Linked DNA regions of Homo sapiens: regions 2 and 3 are each linked to region 1. The links are chromatin contacts, found by Hi-C or POLR2A ChIA-PET in ENCODE. All regions are on one chromosome and are shown on one strand. Each heading gives the region's core, a stretch centred on a gene start or an enhancer-like site at or near the end of the contact. The rest is flanking DNA. Distances are from core to core; before and after follow the strand shown. Region 1 overlaps LOC105377999 (a long non-coding RNA gene). Region 2 overlaps L3MBTL3 (L3MBTL histone methyl-lysine binding protein 3). Region 3 overlaps ARHGAP18 (Rho GTPase activating protein 18).

Region 1 (4,049 bases), core at 770-3,269:
TGATGTGGGCATTTCATGCTATAAACTTCCCTCTTAACACTGCTTTAGCTGTGTCCCACAGATTCTGGTACATTGTCTCTTTGTTCTCATTGGATTCAAAGAATTTCCTGGTTTCTGCCTTAATTTCATTATTTACCCAGGAGTCATTCAGGAGCAGGTTGTTCAATTTCCATGTAATTGTGTGGTTTTGAGTGAGTTTCTTAATCCTGAGTTCTGATTTGATTGCAGTGTAGTCTGAGAGACTGTTTGTTATGATTTCAGTTCTTTTGCATTTGCTGAGGAGTGGTTTACTTCCAAATATGTGATTGTTTTTAGAATAAGTGCCACGTGGCACTGAGAAGAATGTATATTCTGTTGATTTGGGGTGAAGAGTTCTGTAGATGTCTATTAGGTCCACTTGATCCAGAGCTGAGTTCAAGTCCTGAATATCCTTGTTAATTTACTGTCTTGTTGATCTGTCTGATATTGACAGTGGGGTGTTAAAGTCTACCACTGTTATTGTGTGGGAGTCTAAGTCTCTTTGTAGGTCTCTAAGAGCTTGTTTTATGAATCAGGGTGCTCCTGTATCAGGTGCATATATATTTAGGATAGTTAGCTCTTCTAGTTGAATTGATCCTTTCACCATTATGTAATGCCCTTTTTTGTCTTTTTTGATCTTTGTTGGTTTAAAGTCTGTTTTGTCAGAAAGTAGGATTGCAACCCCTGCTTTTTTTTTTTTTTTTTTTTTTTTTTTTTTGCTTTCCATTTGCTTGGTAAGTTTTCCTCCATGCCTTTATTTTGAGCCTATGTGTGTCTTTCTACATGAAATGGGTCTCCTGAATACAGCCCACTGATGGGTCTTGACTCTTTATCCAGCTTGCTTGTCATCATGATGCTATCTGGTTATTTTGCACATTAGTTGATGCAGTTTCTTTATGGTGTCATTGGACTTTATATTTTGGGTTGTTTTGCAGTGACAGGTACCAGTTTTTCCTTTCCAGTTTGCTCTTGCAAGGCAGGCCTGACGGTGAGAAAATCCCTCAGCATTTGCTTTCCTGGAAAGGATTTTATTTCTCCTTCACTTATGAAGCTTAGTTTTGACTGGATATGGAATTCTGGGTTGAAAATTCTTTTCTTTAAGAATGTTGAATATTGGCCCTCAATCTCTTCTGGTTTGTAGAGTTTCTGCTGCAAAGTCCGCTGTTAGTCTGATGGGCTTCCCTTTGTAGGTGACCTGGCCTTTCTCTCTGGCAGCCTTTAACATTTTTTCCCTTCATTTTGACCTTGGAGAATCTGATGATTATGTGTCTTGTGGTTAATCTTCTCTGGGAGTATCTTAGAGGTGTTCTCTGTATTTCCTGAATTTGCACATTGGCCTGTTTGCTAGGTTGGGGAATTTCTCCTGGATAATGTCCTGAAGTGTGTTTTCCAGCCTTTTTCCATTCTCCCAGTGTCCTTCAGGTACTCCAGTCAATTGTAGGTTCAGTCTTTTTACATAGTCCCATATTTCTCGGAGGCTTTGTTCATTCCTTTTCATTATTTTTTCTCTAATCTTGTCTGCATGCCTTATTTCAGCAAGATGGTCTTCAAACTTTGATATCTTTTCTTCCACTTGGTCGATTTGGCTATTGATACTTGTGTATGCTTCATGAAGTTCTCATGCTGTGTTTTTCAGCTCCATCAGGTCATTCATATTCCTCTCTAAACTGGTTATTCTAGTTAGCAGCTACTCTAATGTTTTATCAAGGTTCTTAACTTCTTTGCATTGGGTTAGAATATGCTCCTTTTGCTCAGTGGAGTTTTTTATTACCCATCTTCTGAAGTCTACTTCTGTCAATTCGTCCATCTCATCCTCTGGCCAGTTCTGCACCGTTGCTGGAGAGTCATCGTGATCATTTGTAGGAGAAGAGGCACTCTGACCTTTTGGGTTTTCAGTGTTTTTTTGTTGATTCTTTCTAATCTTCTTGATTTTGTCTAGTTTCAATCTTTGAAGCTGCTGATCTTTGGATGGGGTTTTTGTGGGGACTTTTTGTTGTTGATGTTGCCGTTGTTGTTGCTTTCTGTTTGTTTTTCCTTCAACGTTCAGTTCCTCTTCTGTAGGGCTGCTGCGGTTTGCTGGGGGTTCACTTCAGGCCCTATTCATCTGGTTCACTCTGGTGCCTGGATATGTCACTCAAGGAGGCTGGAGAGCGGCAAAGATGGGTGCCTGCTTTTTCTTCTGGGATCTCTGACCTCGAGGGGCACCAACAGCCTCCCTTGGCTGGGGTGTGGGGGCTCCCCTGCCCCACTGTGGCTCTCAGGCGGGCCACCTAACCACACTACTCTTCCTTCCCCTCCGTGGATCACTGGAGAGATTTATTGACTTTCTGAAGGTTATATAAGCAACTCAAGGCATGACCTAAGAATAAAATGCAAGCTAATAATTACCAAACCAATTTTTCATCCTCAAAAAGTAATTCAGTTTAATTTCTAGGTTAATTTAAAATTAATAAAAGATGTCAGATGAATAGCTCAGAAAGCTCCTACCTTCTTAATCTACAATCCAAACAATAACATGCTTTAAATAACATCATTTACAAATGAGCTAAAACTGTGTCATCTTCATGGCCATAACTCAGGACACTGGCTGAATTATATATGTCTAAGAAATTCAGTCAGATCAATTTATTGAGGCTTCTTAAAATGCCATGATGAATAGAAAACTTTGAGTGGGAGTTGGGAGGGGGCACCTAGACAGGCTATGTAAATCGAAATGATTAAATCGCTTTGGTCATGTTTCATTATTCTGTGGTCATTTTGCCACAGACTCTATTTCTAAATTTGCTTTCTGGTTTTCTTAACATATTATATAACTGGGAGGCAGCAGTTTGGAGGGGCACATTGGACAGGGAAACCAGGATTCATTCTTGGCTTTCCTACTAACTGAATGACTTGGGATCATTTCTTTAAACTTTCTGATCTGCAGTTACTTCATTTGTCATATAATGACTTATCTTGATGATAAGCAAATCCTACTATTAAAATATAGATATGACCCAGTTGAGTTGATGTGGTGGTTAAGATATTTGACTCTGGAGCCTGATTATAGATTCAAATCCCAGCTACTTACCACTTAATAATCACATAACTTTGGGAGATTTGCTTAACTTATCTGTATGTATCAGTCCCTTCATCTTCAAAACATGAATAATTATAGCAACTACCTCTGAGAGTTCATATGAGAACTCAGTAATACAGTTTTTGCCTGACATATGGTAGGTACCCACTAAATCTTAGCTGCCAATAGTATAACACTCCTTATAAGTGCAATAGAAATGTATTACATGAGATCCTTCAATTCATCTAATCTAGGAAACCTTGGGATTAATGTTTTTATTGAATCTATTTGAGCACTATTTAGCTCAGTATCTTCACTGGCAGCAATGACTTATTCTCATGATGAAATTTGCTTCATTTTCTAAATAAGTTTTTTATACTTAGAAAGGCCTTCATTTTATCTTTATCTTCCTGTTTCAAACCTGCTTTCAGAAAAACACTGAAAGAGTTGCTAATATTGTTATGATTATATTCGATTGGCTTTCAACATATGCTTCAAGTTTTATGAGATCCTAAAATTTGTACATTAGCTTTTTAAAAAATTATTTTGAATCACATCAGTCATTCTGTTAAATAAAAATTTTGACTATACGACCAAAGACAGTGTTGAAATTTGGCATTGTGTGGCTCTCTCTTGGTCTGCCAAGGGAGGTTAATTATCAGAAAAGCAGAAAATCCTCAGTGCAACATGATTCACCCTAAGGAGGTCCTTCAGCTGTTTCCAGAGGGCAACTGGAATACTAAGCAAGCCTTTAGTATAAAAAGAATTTTTATTAATGTAAAAAAATTTTTTTATTAGTATCCAAAATTTAATATCACATCTTAAATTACTTCAGTTCCCATATGACAAAGGTAAAATTAAATAAGATTTCAACATAAATGCAGATATGGCACCGCACAGGTTATAATAATTTGACAATGAAATAGTCTTTCATGTCAAGAGGAAATATGTTAAAACAATACAAGGCATAAAA
Region 2 (4,049 bases), core at 1,115-3,614, 230 kb after region 1:
TGAAGGGAAGTCCCAGTGCCTCTAGATAGAAATGTGAGTACGTGGTCCTTATAGACAGAAATGTGAGTATGCAATCCTATCCCAGTGATCCATTTATTCATCAGAAGTATGAGGAGTGTCTTTTGTGCCAGTGCTTGCTGTGAAAAGATGCTTTCCTCACTGTGGACAGTGGCAGCTCATCTCTGCCCTCACGCTGCTCCTAGAGGCAAGATGTTGAGGCATGGGCTCTACCAGTGAGTGGAGTAGCTTTTCCTGGGGACTGATAACTTAAATCTCTGCATATCTACAGCTGAGTGAAACAATATATGTGTTTCTCTGTATGTCTTAATAAAACTGTGGGTCTCAAACTTTGATTTGCACCAGAATCATTTGAGATGCTTGTTAAAAATGTGGCTTTTGAGGCACTGCTCCCGGAGGTACTCATTCAGGAAATGGAATTCTTGTGTTCATAAAAATGAAGGCACAGGAATCTTCATTTTTTAACCAGCCCTCCCAGGTGACAGATGCAAGTAGTCTATAAATCAGGCTTTGGGAATCACTACTGAATGAAAACACCCTTTTCAGGGGTAATACTTCACAATGTGTTATTAGTTGGGAAACATCGGGCATCCATCCCACATAGCCTTGTTCTCATGAAATCTATTCTATAGCTGCTTATAATTGTGTTCTAAATTAGGTACTATCTCTATTAAAAATCACTTAATGTTTTGAGCTCCCATGTTGTTTAAGCCTGCTAAACATCAGCCACAGAAACACAATAAAGCAGCTTTAAAATGCCTGCCAAATGCTTAGATTACCTTGCAAGGCAAATGCCCACTGCTTAACTGGTCTAATGGCAGAAATCAGTCTGTTCAGTTCATTATAGGCCATTAAAATGGCTTCTCAAGTTGTAAGACCAGTGTTTCCACTATGAGAACTACATAGAGCGGTTGCAAGAATTGCAGACATCAATCTGGTTTATATTTTTAGCACGAATCCAATTTTGCTAGTCACACCGAAAGCCGAGTCTGTACCCTGTTAAACAGATAGGAAAGCAAGCTAACATAAAGTATGAAGCTAAAAGCATATATAAATCTATTTGCTTTGCAAAACTATCACATCAAATAGAATAAAATCAATTTAGAGCCAACCATTCTAAAAGATTACAAAAGTTAATTAGTAAACCTTGGGAAGTTGGTTTTTTGCCCCATGAGGTCTTCTGGGCCGAGAGCTTCATGTTGAATATCGGCGAAAGTAATTTCAATGACTAGGCATTCTCTGGCTATTGTAAAACCTCTTCTCCCTTTTTGTTGATGGGCTTCCAGGTATGAATTAGGAGCTCTGGAAGTGTTTTCCTATTCTAGCTCTTGAGAACTTGAGTTAAATCTGTGTAGTTGTTTATGTACCCCAAAGAGTAGCTTAGTGTTTAGTTAAAACACTCACAGTTCTGATGCCAACCACTGTGACACCAAGGCAGCCATTCAAAGTGCAGGGATAAGATGACTGTGTTATTGCTATATGCCTGTGAAGTTGTTGGAACAATATTGTAACAGGATCTTACTCTATCTCCTTGAATATCACCAATTTCTGACTCAGGAAACCCTTTTCTGTAGAGTAGAAAAGCGGTGACATCTGTTCTCTTTTCCACAACAACAACAACAAAGTAATAGAGTCTCACTCTTAAGAGACATCATCTTTATTTCCCAAACCTCACCTTATTCGTTAAGGCTTTTCATTTAATAAGAGGATTAATTGCTGAGTTTTTCTGGAGGGTTTTTCCTTGTTATCTTGGTAATACCCACCTCATTTATTCATTATATTCCTTTTATTGTATTCTTTCACTAGCGTATGGTCCTTATGCTAAATTATAATTAAATAGGCCTGTTAACCAAAATGTTTTTATTCATTAGATACACAGTAAACCATGTTTACCTCTCCTGGGTGATGTTTATGAAAACATAATTCAGTAAAACCGTTGCTGTTGTATCATCTCAAAAGGAATTTAATTTTAAAAACTCTTTATTTGAATGTTACTCATAGTTGCAGAAGTTTTAGTCCCAAGTCCCACTGGTTTTATTTGCCATCTTTTTCTGAATCCCTTCGAAGGTGGTGATCTCCTTGACCTGAAGCTCCTCAAGTACAGTCGCTCTTCATTTGTACGAGGCATTTTGGAGGCAGTTCAAGTATTCTTTTAAACTTTCTTTAGAGAATGTGGAGATTCTCATTCCCTTATGTTTTTACCTGCGAGTAAGTCACAGCTCAGAAACTTAAAAAAAAAAAAAATGCTGGGAGCATGCAAAGAGACATTCTTTTGATGGCCAAAACAGAAAAACTACATTTTTTAGAGCTCTCTGGTAGTCATCTTCCCCGCTTGTTACTGGGGAAGTACAAGTCTCTTTCAGTTCTGCAAAGGCCCCATGAGACTAGAATAAGCTATTTTGAAAAGAGAAGGGTGGCGTTATTTTAAACCAAGCCAAACTAAGGAGTGAACTTTCACACTTGAGCTGCCGCAAGGTAGCCATGTCTCTGATGCTGGGCCAGCAATAACTGTCAATCCGAGCTTCCTAACCTGGTTGGCAAATATTTCAATCTACATGGCAATCTGCATCTGCCTCCTTTCCTGCTGGACTTAAAGAGGTGGCGGAAATCGATAAATCCCTAAATTGGGGCAAAATAATTTGTTTTTCAATATTTTTTAACAGACTGGAACTAATTGAAACGTAATTGGTTAGAAATTGTTTTTATATGACAAACAGACTTGAAGAAATACAGCTGCACATATTCAACTGCCATCCTATGCATTTACCATTCTAATGTCTGTTTTACTAATATTTATCACAAAGCATAATTAGATTAAGACAGTAAGACCTCTAAAAAGTGACACATAATTACAGAGAAAAAGAAAATACTGAGTCATAAAGAATACATTTTTCCATTCAAGTGGATTCCACTGTCTTTATTAAAAACCAAAAGTATTCTTGAGTAAGATTTCACTATGATTGTATTTCCATTCAATACAACTGAAATGTATTGAATTGAATTGAATTGTATTGAATTGCAACTAAAGAAATATTGCAGTAAATGGCTTCTTGAAAATTCTGAAATTCCAAGAGAAATTGCTGTTTTCCATGCACTTTTTTTTAGGTGCTTTTACCTATGTGGGTGCATTTAATCTTCATGATACCTTATGTGGTGTAGTTGCTATCATCACACCTTCATTCTACAAACATGGAACCTCCTTTGGTTAGAGGCCACATAGCTAGTCCGTAGCAGACCTGGGTTATAACCCAGACAGTCTGACTGTAGTCTGTGCTTGGAACCATTACTCTAAAAGCTATTTTAATAGTTGAAGAAAGGTTAGTTAAAGACAACAGGTGTCAGTAGATAATTTTATCCTACAATATAAGTAATTTATAACTAGGAATAGCTGCTGTGCATCATGCTCCTACTTAAGTGCCTGGCTCTGTGCTAAGTGCTTTCTATACATTATTTTATTTCATTCTTAACATGCCCCTCTGACGTAAAGGATTTATTATCCTTGTTTTACCAATGATGTAACTGAGAATTAGACAAATTAAGTAATTTGCTGATGGTCGTGTAAACCTAGTGAGTAGCAGAACTGAAATTTAAACCAGATCTCTTCACTTCCTAAGATCATATGTGTAACCACTATTGCTGGGCTGCTTCCTCCATGTTAAGATTCATGCACCCAGCTGCAGTGTGGGTAATCTCAATGCTTTGAGAGGGTGAGGCAGGAGGATTGCTTGAAGCCAGAAATTCAGACCAGCCCTGAGCAACATAGTGACACGCTGTTTCTACAAAAAAATTAAAAATTAGCCAGGCATGGTAGCGCATGCCTGTAGTTTCAGCTACTTGGGAGGCTGAGGCTGGAGAAGCACTTGAGCATGAGTTTGAGGTTACAGTGAGCTAATGATGGCACCACTGCACTCCAGCCTGGACAGTGGAGTGAGATCTATCTCTTAAAAAAAAAAAATCGCACACTTGCGCCTAAGCAGCTTGTACCCTCTTTTGAAACGAAATTGTTGATAATGAAAAATGTTGATCAAGGA
Region 3 (4,049 bases), core at 820-3,319, 200 kb before region 1:
TTTACATACAATTATTTTTTAAAGGAAGGCTCACTGGAGATTCAGTTTATGAAAGCAGATATTACGTCAATCCCCTTCATACATACTGAAGAAAAGCTCCTTCACCTCCTACTACCCACCCTAACCCCCGGTTTTGGCTAAACCAAGGAAAGGACAATATTGGTGTCTGTTAAGTATGAAGACATGCCAGGGTCACAGAAGAAATAACTCCAGCTTTGGAACATAAAACAACCCACGCCTTTCTCTTTGCCAAGCCAGAATCCTGACATGACCACTTCTGAAGCCCCCTTGCCTCATTTCCCCGTGTTCTGAGGCTAGCTTCCCTCTCTGGCAGACCCCCAGAACAATACATGAGGTCTTACAGGCAAGTAGTCCTACAGATCCAAGAGGAATCAAAGCATAGCTGTCACCCACACAGGATGCAAATGGCATCTCCTCATGGACAACTGGGTGCCATTATCTGTAGATGGTTACTGAAACACAGACTTCTGACATTAGTGTTAGTCGAATTCTAAAGTTTGATCTGGTAAAAATAAACTAAAACCCTAGAGACACAAAGCAACATTCTTATGTCCCAAAGCATCATCACATAATTAGCAAACATTTATTGACTGTCCACAGCCTGCCTGGCATTAACTAGATGTTGAGATTCAGGAATAAAGAAAACAACATGTTTAATGCCTTGATGAGTTTATAGTCTAAGATGGATAGAGTAACTGGACACACAGCTGAGAATAAACAAGGGACTGAACAATAAAACACAATAAGAATTTTTTTGAGAAAACTGCACACATAATGCATTTTAATCAAGGTAAACCATATAATACATTTTAATCAAAAGACATAGCTTGATAATATTACTATATTCTATTGATTGTTCTATTTCTTTCTTTCTCGTTCTGTTTCTCCTTTCTGTTTTTACCACCATGGTTATTCACAGACTTATATACTTCAGGAAAAAAAAAGTGAGAAATGTGTTTTGTTTTTTCTTTTTTTTTTTTTGTTTTTTTTTTTGTTTTTTTTGAGACGGAGTCTCGCTGTGTCACCCAGGCTGGACTGCAGTGGCGTGATCTCGGCTCACTGCAAGCTCCACCTCCCAGGTTCACACCATTCTCCTGCCTCAGCCTCCCGAGTAGCTGGGACTACAGGCACTCGCCACCACGCCCGGCTAACTTTTTGTATTTTTAGTAGAGACCGGGTTTCACCATGTTAGCCAGGATGGTCTCGATATCCTGACCTCGTGATCTGCCCAATTCAGCCTCCCAAAGTGCTGGGATTACAGGCGTGAGCCACCACGCCCGGCCTTGTTTTTTCTTTTAATTTGAGGTGGAAGGAACCAGCACAGGGTTGTTGGTTTTTTTATCTGCCAAGTACGGGCTTTTTTTCCCGTAGAAATGAAAAACTATATCTACTTGCATTAGCTTCATTTCATTAAAACATTGATCACACGTTAATAATTTGTGATCAAATTCATTTACGTATAAACAACCAATATCAGATCCTTTCATATTTTGATTAGCAGTATGAATTACAGAGCGGAATGATAACAAGTCAGAGAAGAAAAAAGCCCTGATGAGTCAAAAATGTAATGGAAAATAGAGGTTGGAGATGGCAAAATCTTTCCTTATTTCACAATTTTCTCTGGGGCCAGCCCAATTTACCTTTCACAACAATGCAATAACAAAGCAGCAAGGTGTATCTCTGCCTTGCACAAAGTGGATATGGTGAATGAGAACACCATCAAGAATCATAAAATGATGTGGGCATACCTGGAAAGTAACGTGGAGGTGTAACCACGGCGGGGGGGAGTTCTGCTAAGAAAGGAAAGGTGAGAAAACACTTGGGAGAAAATGGCTTTTGAAAATGTGAATTGAAAAGAGAAGGAGCTCAAAGCCAAGAAACTGACACTGACAGCGCGAGATGATTGAAGTGCAGATTAGGATTGAGTTGGGGCGTTGAAAAATAAAGTACAGATCTGAAAAATCTTGGAGAGAAAAAAATAACAAAGCTTAGTAAGAGCTCCTTGAGCAGGCCTGGGGAGAGAGATGTCAGTGATGACTCAGATGTCAGGAGTGGCAAGGCAGGCCAGCTGCAGGACTGCCAGTGACAGGAGGAAGTAGGAGAGGAAATGATGCATGCGATAGCTAAGAAACACTATAAATGGCTACATATCTGTGGTTTCTCCAGCAAAAATGCATGTGCAAAACGTTCTGTATTCAGTACCCTAGTTAAAATATAACTGTGGGGAGAGCAACAGATTAACTACACAAACTGTTGCTTTAAGATAGCATGCCTAGGAATGTGCATGGGAAAAAAATACTGAGGCAAAATAAAATTCAATTGTGGTTAGCTCTAGAGTAGTATTATATTAATAATATAAGTGACTTTTGCCTCCTCTTTTGTGCTGCTATTTTTCTAAATTTTCTCTATTGAGAATGTTGTCTTGTAGGGCAAAGTTTTGAAAGTTCCTAAGTGAACATGTTAGAATGCTGTGTGTTAGTTTGTAAATTTCATGGAAACACATACACACCAGAACGCATCCACCAACATTAGGTGTCATGGAGCCTGCGGCACACAGAGGGTCCTCCAAAACAGCATTAATATATCCGTAGAAGTCCATGGGAATCATCGTAGTTGGCCATCTGGTGACTTTCACGTGTTTAGCATATAATCAGAAGTACACAGATTGACCATACTTTACCCAAATCATGAAAGCCAAGAAATTTGTCTAATAAATAAATTACTTAACCCGAAGCCTAATACTACCCCAAGGAATTTTTCAGTAAGATCTGTGAAATGCCCTCTAGAATCAGAGAAGATATCAGCACTAAGATATTTGAGTATTAAATACAGTGTTTCATGATCCTAGAAAAGTGGAATGGGTACTTCCAAAGTAAACTGGGCAAATCCAATATGCAAGGTCACTGAAATAGAGAAACGTCATTACTGCTTTCTCAGACTCCGGCGGTGGACACTGGACACAGCGTAGTAATTAACAGGACAGCCTCTGGAACCAGGCTGCCAGGGTTTCAAAGCAGCTCCACCACATTCCTAGCATGTCACCTTGAGCAAGTTTTCTTCACTTTTGGGCCTCGGTTTCCCCAACTATAAAATAGAGACCATAACTATACCTACTCTCATAGAATCATGAAATATAGGGCTGGGCACAGTGGCTCACATGTGTAATCCCAGTACTTTGGGAGACCGAGGTGGGCGGATCAATTGAGGTCAAGAGTTCAAGACCAGCCTGGCCAACATGGTAAAAACTCATCTCTACTAAAAATGCAAAAATTAGCCAGGCATGGTGGCAGGCACCTGTAATCCCAGCTACTTGGGAGGCTGAGCTAGGAGAATCACTTAAACCTGGGAGCCAGGGGTTGCAGTGAGCTGAGATCACACCACTGCACTCCACCCTGGGCCAACAGAGCAAGACTCCGTCTAAAAAAAAAAAATTGTGAAATATAAATGAGTCAATATTCAAATATAGGATATTATAAAGCACACAATACCAGGCAAATTGAAGGTACTGTATAAAGGTTATTGTTACATATTTTTCATTAAAAAGAGATGTCAAAAAAGCCCAGCCTTCTCAAAAATTCTATTCAGACTTAAATGCAACCATTAAATGTGCTGATCACGGTGATCACTTGATAGTTTTTTCCATATTCAAAAATACAAGGCAGCTTTTTTTTTTCCTCTCCCACTTCCTCTTATTTTCCCCTCTGATCTACACACAAAAATGAATTTAGTTAATACTTGAGTTCCCAGAAGTGAGAAGTCCAGATGGTTTTCTCCCTACTCAAGCCCTCCTCTAGGAAACGAAGAAGTCTTTTTGCAACAACCCTGCCTGTATGTTGGCAACAACTTTCAAAATCAAAAGCAAGTTGACCCCACTGTAAAAGAAAAATGCTTCTTCAGCCCTTACATTGCCGGGGGCGGGCGGAGGGGCAGAAAAATCAGAAAAGAAAAGGAAAAGTCTGTGCTAAAGGAAAATTAAATAAATTTGGGTTTTTGCAAAAGACCCTAACACCGAGCTCTCCCGTGATGCA

The links. Hi-C counts contacts between places; a loop is a spot of excess contacts on that map. ChIA-PET counts read pairs that join two places held with the same protein, here RNA polymerase II (POLR2A). Pooled maps may share reads with other maps.
Region 2: a loop to region 1 is called in a map with no recorded cell type, with 3 times the contacts of the local background. The contact joins two enhancer-like sites. A Hi-C loop is called at or near these places in 6 of 37 single-sample maps with no recorded cell type and 3 of 50 pooled maps.
Region 3: a map with no recorded cell type shows a loop between it and region 1 (5-fold over the local background). The contact joins two enhancer-like sites. A Hi-C loop is called at or near these places in 6 of 37 single-sample maps with no recorded cell type and 4 of 50 pooled maps. POLR2A ChIA-PET finds 5 or more read pairs at or near these places in 2 of 52 experiments (AG04450 and GM12878).

Annotation. Positions count from the first base shown.
Region 1 is chr6:129,880,657-129,884,705 of GRCh38, forward strand. All of the region lies in intron 3 of LOC105377999 (a long non-coding RNA gene), which reads left to right. Among named protein-coding and RNA genes, the nearest start is that of TMEM244, 21 kb to the left of the region's middle. RefSeq lists enhancers at 1,842-2,071, 2,122-2,171. Within about 2 kb of position 2,020, at least 2 of the 41 ENCODE cell types and tissues checked have a DNase peak (open chromatin) inside an H3K27ac peak, as active enhancers do; they include GM12878, where a contact is called at or near this core.
Region 2 is chr6:130,112,792-130,116,840 of GRCh38, forward strand. The region is part of intron 19 of L3MBTL3 (L3MBTL histone methyl-lysine binding protein 3); the gene reads left to right. Among named protein-coding and RNA genes, the nearest start is that of L3MBTL3, 96 kb to the left of the region's middle. RefSeq lists an enhancer at 2,106-2,235. Within about 2 kb of position 2,365, at least 3 of the 41 ENCODE cell types and tissues checked have a DNase peak (open chromatin) inside an H3K27ac peak, as active enhancers do.
Region 3 is chr6:129,682,067-129,686,115 of GRCh38, forward strand. The region is part of intron 1 of ARHGAP18 (Rho GTPase activating protein 18); the gene reads right to left. Among named protein-coding and RNA genes, the nearest start is that of ARHGAP18, 26 kb to the right of the region's middle. RefSeq lists an enhancer at 1,978-2,272. Within about 2 kb of position 2,070, at least 35 of the 41 ENCODE cell types and tissues checked have a DNase peak (open chromatin) inside an H3K27ac peak, as active enhancers do; they include GM12878, where a contact is called at or near this core.